Linked DNA regions of Homo sapiens: region 2 is linked to region 1. The links are chromatin loops, found by intact Hi-C in ENCODE. Cell type or tissue: sigmoid colon. All regions are shown on one strand.

Region 1 (4,000 bases):
ACATGAAGTGTGATGGCATTTATATTGCTAAAAACATCGCAATTACACATTTCTATAACTATGTATGTGTCTATGTTAATGCAGAGAGAAGATGCCCTCCCTGGAGGGGCTAAGCACGGAAAAGGCCAGAAAGTATTTTTACCTTACATTGAAATATTTTACAAAAATATATCATCTGAAGCTAGTGTATTTAAAAATAAATGTGCCGGGCCGGGTGGTTGGCACCTGTAGTCCCAGCTACTCGGGAGGCTGAGGCAGGAGAATGGCGTGAACCCGGGAGGCAGTGCTTGCAGTGAGCCGAGATGGTGCCAATGCACTCCAGCCTGGGGGACACAGCGAGACTCCGTCTCAAAAATAAATAAATAAATAAATAAATAAATAAATAAATAAAATACTTGTTTAAAATGAAGGGGGAAATAAGATTCTGTATTTTCTTATACTAACAAAAGTCCTATAATTTTTAAGATTTTCCTTCTAATAATTTTCCATTTGTTTCTATTTTTACATAGTTGTGCTAAGTACAAACACAACATTTAAAAATATTATATATAATTATTTTTGAATAAAGATAAGTATATATGTATTATATATATATATTATAAATATAGAAAAGGATGAAGAGGAAAACCAAAGTGTCCCATGATTCCAGTGTCCACACAGTCCTATTTAGTAATGTGGATGCCTAGGAAATGCAAGAAGTTCAGAAAGGAACACAGAAAAATGGAGGCTTTGCTCATTTTGCCTCTAAGCACCCTCCACCCAATTTCCCAAGGACAGTTCCTAGTAATGCTTTTAGGAGGGATCACCACAGCTAATATTTAGTAGGCATTTATTATGTTACTATCAGACACTGTTCTAAAGTACTTTGTAATAATTAGCCCATTTAATTCCCATAGCTCTATGAATTAGGGTCTATTGTTGTTACCATTTCACCGATGAAGAAGCTAAGGCACAGAGAAGCTAAGGACACTGCTGACAATCACACAGCTAGAAAGTGGTGAAGCCAGGATTCAAATCCAGAGAATCTGGCTCCTGAGTCTCAGTATTACCTAGTGCACCACGCTGCCCCGATTACAATAGGTCCTTAATATCACAAACTTATCTAATACCATATGTCTACATGGGTCTTTAAATATCACACAAGGGGCTAGGCGTGGTGGCTTATCCCTGTAATCCTAGCACTTTGGGAGGCAGAGGTGGGTGGATCACCTGAGGTCAAGAGTTTCAGACCAGCCCGGCCAACATGGTGAAACCCCGTCTCTACTAAAAATACAAAAATTAGCCAGGTGTGGTGGTGCGCACCTGTAATCCCAGCTACTAGGGAGGCTGAGGAAGGAGAATCGCTTGAACCCAGGAGGCAGATGTTGCAGTGAGCTGAGATCGCACCATTGCACTCCAGCCTGGGCAACAGAGCAAAAACTCTGTCTAAATAAATAAATAAATATTGCACAAGGAGGTCACAGCATACCTGCTGTGCTAAACCTTGCATTTTCCTTTTGAGAAAAGTTACCTTAATATCAGCTCATTCTAACGACCTTTATCCTTTTAATAAATAACAATATTTTCTATTGTAGGGAAATAACTCTGTTCATGAATGCTACTGCTATTTACTATTTCTTTTTTATTTTATTTTTTTCACTTTTCTTGTTTTATTTATGTTTTCTCCCTCTTCTGGGGTCAGTTTTGTGCCTTGTATTTTCCTTGAAAATGCTCTACTTTTTTTCTGTTTTATATTTCTTTCATTCCTTTATTATCCTCTTCCATGTGTTATGTGAGTTTATTTTATTTTTGTTTTACTTAACATTTTGAACTGGATGTTTAACTCATTAATTTTTTCTTATTTAATTATGTAGGTTTTAATGCCATGAATCGAAAAAACACATTTTTTTCTTGCTGTTCTGCCTTAAAAAAAAAAAAAAAACAAGAATTACTTAAGAGACAGTTTAGAATTTTCTAGATGGTTGACTTTTTCCTTTCCAATTTATACGTCTTTCCTGACTTGCACTTCTTGTTTGATGACTAAGTCTTTTTTTTAATATTATGAAGGCTTATTATAACATTTACCTTTTCCTGCCCATATTTCCCATAGTAATTTAGTTTTTAATTGTATATTTAAATACATTTCATGTTCATATCTAGCACATTGTGTCTTGCATTGAAAATGCAACATTATTGTTTCATTCCTTATAATTTTTGATGGAAAAAGCATGCTATTCTGCATATATCATAATTTCCTTGGCCATTTCTTTAGTGTTAGATATTCATATTGCTTCCAGTTTTCCTCTTACTTATTATATTGAAATCACCTTTCTTAAGGATGTGTTCCTCAACCCCATATTTTGCACTACTTCTACAATGAGAGAATTCTCTAAGTGGGATTGTGTTGGTCATATTGAAGCCCTAGGCCATCTATACCTCTCAGCCTTGAGCAGCCCCGATTCCTACAGGAACCGTGTTAGGCTGCCCTCTCATGGCAGCCACTGTCACTGCACTTGCATGGTTACTTCCACCCTGTTGATGTTGGTCCTCAGAACTGCACTGGGCAATTCAATGAGAGACTGCTCTCTTTGAAGTGAGGTGGGTTTCTCTTTATTCCTAGGATGTTCCTTCTTGATGCCCCGCATTTTCATATACTAAATCTCAGAACCCTTCCCCAAATCATCTCTGAGAGTTGAGACTGACGACATTGCTGGAAAAGAACCACAGAATTTGTACTCTAAGAATAGTTGGGATCATTTTTCTGTAAGCTAATTGTCATGCACTTATCTGTATAAAAAACTACCTACCACTTTTTACCTTCACAAGAAACCTTGAAATATTTCTCTGCAAGTTAATACCCATCACATTTTAACCTTATATATAATGTTACTTTGTAAATGAAAAAGGTTTTTCTTACATATTTTCAGTAGTAATGAATGGCTGGGCCGGGGCTGACCCATGGACATATCCACAAGGGAGGCTAGAGAACCAATCTCTTGCTACAAAACAAGACTTTTCTGCAGTGGTGTTGGGTGCAATGTGGCAGGCTGAGCTGATTCTCTTGTTGTGAAATTGGTTCAAGCCAGCACACACTGAGACCCTCTCTTGACTGTATTCCCTTACTTTCCATGTCCTGCCAATTCTATTTGTCAAGCATCACTCAAATCCATCCATCTCTCCTCCCACTGCCAGCACCCTGCCAGTTCTAGGTGCATTGGTATCTTATCTGGATTTCTGCATGAGCCTCCACCTATCTCCTGCTTTCAGACTTGCCTTTTTAGTCCCTTCTCTGCTTAGAAGTGAGAAGGATCTTTTGGTAAATGGAAGGGTCTTGTTCTGTTTCCCAGGCTGGAGTGCAGTAGTGTGATTGTAGCTCACTGCAGCCTTGAACTCCTGGGCTCAAGTGCTCCTCCTGCCTCAGCCTCTCAAGTAGCTGGGACTATAGGTGTGTGCCATCACACCAGGCTAATTTACTTTTTTTTTTTTTTTGGTAGAGTCAGGGTCTCACTATGTTGCCCAGGCTGGTTTTGAACCCCTGGCTTTAAGCAATCCTTCCATCTCAGTTTCACAAAGTGCTAGGATTACAAGAGTGAGCCACCATGTCTGGCCCTGGGATATTATTTATTTTTTTTACTATCACTTTTTTTTTTGCATAAAAGCCTTTGGTAGTCTCTATAACTCTTGTAATCAAATTCATATTTATTAACATAAGCAGGCTGTGCTTCCTCCGCTGCCTCTGGGCTCTTCTGCATGCTGTTCTCTTGGAACACACTTCTCTCTCTTCTCTATGGGGCTAACTTTGACCAATCCTTAATTCCAATCCGAGGTTTGACTTCTCTGGAGAAATTTTCCTTTATCTTCCAGGTTTCCTATATGCCTCCTGTAATCCAGTATCCCAAAGTTCTCATATTGTGTTAGTTCCAACAAATGAGATTGTAAGCTGTGTAAAGTTGAGGGTATCTTGGTCATGTTTGCTATATCAGTGAGACATTGTGTTTGACTACTAAGAGCAGAGACTAAA
Region 2 (4,000 bases), 130 kb before region 1:
ATGTTTCCCTCCTCTTATAGAAACATGAATCTTGTCAAATTTGGGCTCCACCCTTATGACCTCCTTCAATCTTAATTACTTCTTTACCTCAAATACAGTGATAATGGGATTAGACTTTAACTTATAAATTTTGTGAGAGGACACAATTTAGTCCATAGCAGTACCTTTCATTCAATCCAGCACCAGCCTCCCACCCATGTCTTTGTGAAGGAGCCAAGCCTTCTGTGAAGCTCAGGCAGTAAAAAATTGAGTGAACAAATGGAAGTTCCTACAAATCACCCAGTTGCATGGCTTCGCTTGAATTAATTGTCTTTAAGCCAAAAGTTACCCAAATGTGTTCACCCAGGGATTCAGCAGGTGTGGAAAAGGAGGGGAAGACCTCTGAGAGGCTTATTTATGTGAAAAACTGGGGGTCCCCTTGAGAAGGAGTTCGCAATAGAGAAGCAAGAGCAGAGAGGCACAGGCAGATGGACTCAAGGAACCTTGATTCAAGATTCAGGGTAGATGGGCAGGGAGAAGGGGGTTAGCTGGGGAGCATCCCTCAGCATCTGGGGGTGAGAGTAGGGGGATTGTGGATGTATGATGACAGAAAAGGCTGAAGGAGGGGGCTTACCCTGTTTCTAAGACCCTGGCATCAAGTAGGAGCTTGGACTGTGGCTCCTGCACGGAGAGAGGAGAACAGATGGGCTACAGGGCCAGTTTCTAAGTTGGATTCAGTGTTAGCCCAAGGGACATTCTGGGCCACAAGACAACAGCCGAGCCTGCTGCCAGAAGGACATCTCTGCCTCTGGTTTGCTTGGTGTCTTTGGGAGGTGCTAGCACAGGTCCCATCCCAGCAATGACTGTGAAAAGGTCCAGGGGTGAGTTCATCTCGGCTGAGACACTCCTGAGCATCCTGAAAGCTGGCTGGGTAGGTATGTGAAGGCGCACCAGGTTTTCTAGTAGCAGCTGGGGCAGAGGCAGGCGAATACTATAATTTGCCTGTGACCCTATTCATGTCCCCAGGCTGCTGTGCCCTGAAGGGTGAGGGCACCAAGCACACCACAACCATCCTCTTTTCTGCACGGCTTTGGCCTAGACAGCCCCTGTGACGGCAGTGTTTCCATGGTGATTGTGTAAGGAATAGCTGTTCCCGGGATATTCTTCATATTTTATTTTCCTTTAGTGGAGTTGGTCAGATTAAGTCTGTTCCCGAATGAGGATCGATTAATGAAAGCTAAATGTGGGACTCGAGCCCCTTTGCAGCATCTGCAGTAGGTGAGGACAGCGCGGTGGTGTGACCGGCATCACTGAGTTTACCCAGGCAGATCCTCTCACTGCCTTTCCCAGGGACAGCCGGCCGGCTGCCAGGGAAGCCTGGATGGTGATGGGCTGTTTTTACCACCTCCGTGGATTAAGTGGGGTAGATGAGGATTCTCTGTCGGCTCATGGATGTGTCTCTTTGTTACTGAACTGTGGGGGCTGTGGTGTTCATAAAATCGGGGTCATAGTTTCATAGATGAGTCAAGTGGCAGGCCACACGGGGTCAGCAGGCTCCAAGAGGAACCCTGAGGGAAGCGTCTCTCAGCTGCAGTATCCTCGGGCCTTTCCTGCATCAGGCAGAGCCAGCAGAGCTCTGGGACGACTCAGGCCCCGGTGGGGTCACTGTCATTGGCCTCCACCTCCCAGCCCACATCACTGGACTTTACCTCCTTCCCTAGTGATTTAGTACACATAATACTGTTCATCTTCATATTCTCAGGGTCCGGCACGGTGACTGGCACATACAAGACATTTGTGAAACATTCGTGGAATGCATGAACAATGAAAATAACACTTTGTTCTCAGAGCCCAATGTGGTCTCCACGATGAATAAATACATGAATGAATAAATAAATAAATAGATACATCCATTCTCTCATTCACCCATTCATTTACCCATTGATGAACATTTATTTGGGGGATACATAATATTTGCACCTAACACGGTGCCTTGCCAATATAAAACAATCAATATCTTTTAAATTACATTGTGCCTGCCTGGCACTGGGAAAATCCAAATACTGCATGAAGCACAGTCCCCCTTCTGTGTCTGTGTCTGTAAATATTCTCCCCACTCTCATCTATCTACACACACACACACACACACACACACACACACACACACACACGGACACACACACATTTTTATTTTATTTTGTTTTACTTTATTTTATTTTATTTTTTGGAGATGCAGTCTTGCTCTGTTGCCCAGGCTGGAATGCAGTGGCAAGATCTTGGCTCACTGCAACCTCTGCCTCCCAGGTTCAAGAGGTTCTCCTGCATCAGTTTACCTAGTAGCTGGGATTACAGGTGCCTGGCACCACACCTGGCTGATTTTTGTATTTTTAGTAGAGTTGGGGTTTTGCCATGCTGGTCAGGCTGGTCTCAAACGCCTGACCTCAGGTGATCTGCCAGCCTCAGCCTCCCAAAGTACTGGGATTATGGGTATGAGCCACCATGCCCGGCCCATATTTTGGAATCATTCCTTTCAACTGGGGTATGTCTCCTGAAAAAAAACTTTCTAAAGAAGCAAATTTGAATTTAGAATTGAAATGCCTACCACGTACTGACTTTGTACTTGGAACAAGATATAGCTCCAAAAGACTTTGGTGGTTGTCTTGTCCCTGTGTGGTCACAGAAAGGTCATGTTTGATCGAGGGAGTGGGATGCAATAACGGTCTAGAGAAGAAGGCCAGTATCCAGGAAGGACAGATGGGTATGGGTGTTCCCTTCGCATACCTGCCCTGCAGGATGGCACAAAACCCCTGAACCCCCAGGAGGGATGGAAGGGAATGCATGACACGGGAAAACCACAGCAGTGTAGAAAGCTGGCGTGTGTGTTGTCATTTCTTGCCAAACCCACACTCTGGCTCATGGCAAAGGGATTAGAACCAGTCCCCTTCCATGTGCCAGTGTGCTCCTTTGGCCCTAGGAGCAGATGAGGAGTTGAAGATGGAAGAGAACTCTGAGGCTTCAGGGTCCTATGACAGGAAGGACAGTGGGTCACATCCCAGACATAGAGCAGTAAAGACAGTGGGTCACATCCCAGACATAGAGCAGTAAGGACAGTGGGTCACATCCCAGACATAGAGCAGTAAAGACAGTGGGTCACATCCCAGACATAGAGCAGTAAGGACAGTGGGTCACATCCCAGACATAGAGCAGTAAAGAGGATGGATGTTGGGGAGTTAGGGAGGGGAATTCCAGGTCTGTTGGGAACACAGTGAGTTTGAAGAGACAATAGGAAGACAAGGGTTGTATTGCAGGCTGGTGAAGGAGGGTCAGGGCTGGAGATGGGGGACCCCTCCAGAGTTGGAGACTGAAGCACCACAGTAATGAGGGAATTCAGGAAAGAGGGTCAGTGTAGAAAAGGCATTGGGAGGAGCTGAGAGAACAAACACTCAGAACTCAGATGGGAGCCAGGCAGGTCAGAGTGTGGCAGTTATCCTGCTACTAGCTCTGTGTCCTTGGGTTCTCAGTCCTCAGTTTCCATATCTGCAAAATCAGATAATGTGGGAAATCCCTTAGGACAGTACCTGGTGCGTAGAAATTCATCAGTTTTATCTGTCATTATTAGGGGGCTAAAAAAGGAAGGAGAACAATTAAAAATATGGAGCCGTATCAGAAAACCATAGGGTCAGTCACATTGACAGAATGACTTTTGTAATTAAAAAGAAGAAAGAAAGAAAAAAACTGCAACCTCTAGAGGTTTACCTGAATGGGTTTTACCACCAGCTCTGTCCTTGAAAGCATGCACAGTTGAACAAGACCTCTCTCAAGGTCTGTTTCTCTCCTAGTAAATGAACGTGTTGGGCTTTTACTGTGACACTGGTAGCCAGCAGAAGAGGCAATAATCCAGCATTTCCAATCAATGTGTTTCCATCAGATACCTGGAGACCAACAATCTCCATGCACTTTGGAACTTACATTGATCCTACTGCCTCTTAAGTCCCCCTTTGGTCTCCAGGGCTGCCCAGGA

The links. Peaks named below come from ENCODE experiments on the same cell type or tissue, not always from the same donor. Only the 100,000 strongest peaks of a DNase experiment are listed, where the experiment ranks them.
Region 2: it touches region 1 in a loop (3.0-fold over the local background); 3 of 110 quality-filtered maps call a loop at or near these places.

What each region holds. Positions count from the first base shown.
Region 1 is chr15:97,907,959-97,911,958 of GRCh38, reverse strand. No RefSeq gene overlaps it. Among named protein-coding and RNA genes, the nearest start is that of LINC00923, 36 kb to the right of the region's middle. In sigmoid colon, a CTCF peak has its summit at 2,470 (motif pointing left); a DNase peak (open chromatin) is centred at 2,468.
Region 2 is chr15:98,040,928-98,044,927 of GRCh38, reverse strand. No RefSeq gene overlaps it. Among named protein-coding and RNA genes, the nearest start is that of LINC02251, 40 kb to the right of the region's middle. In sigmoid colon, no CTCF peak of the experiment used is centred here; a DNase peak (open chromatin) is centred at 1,553.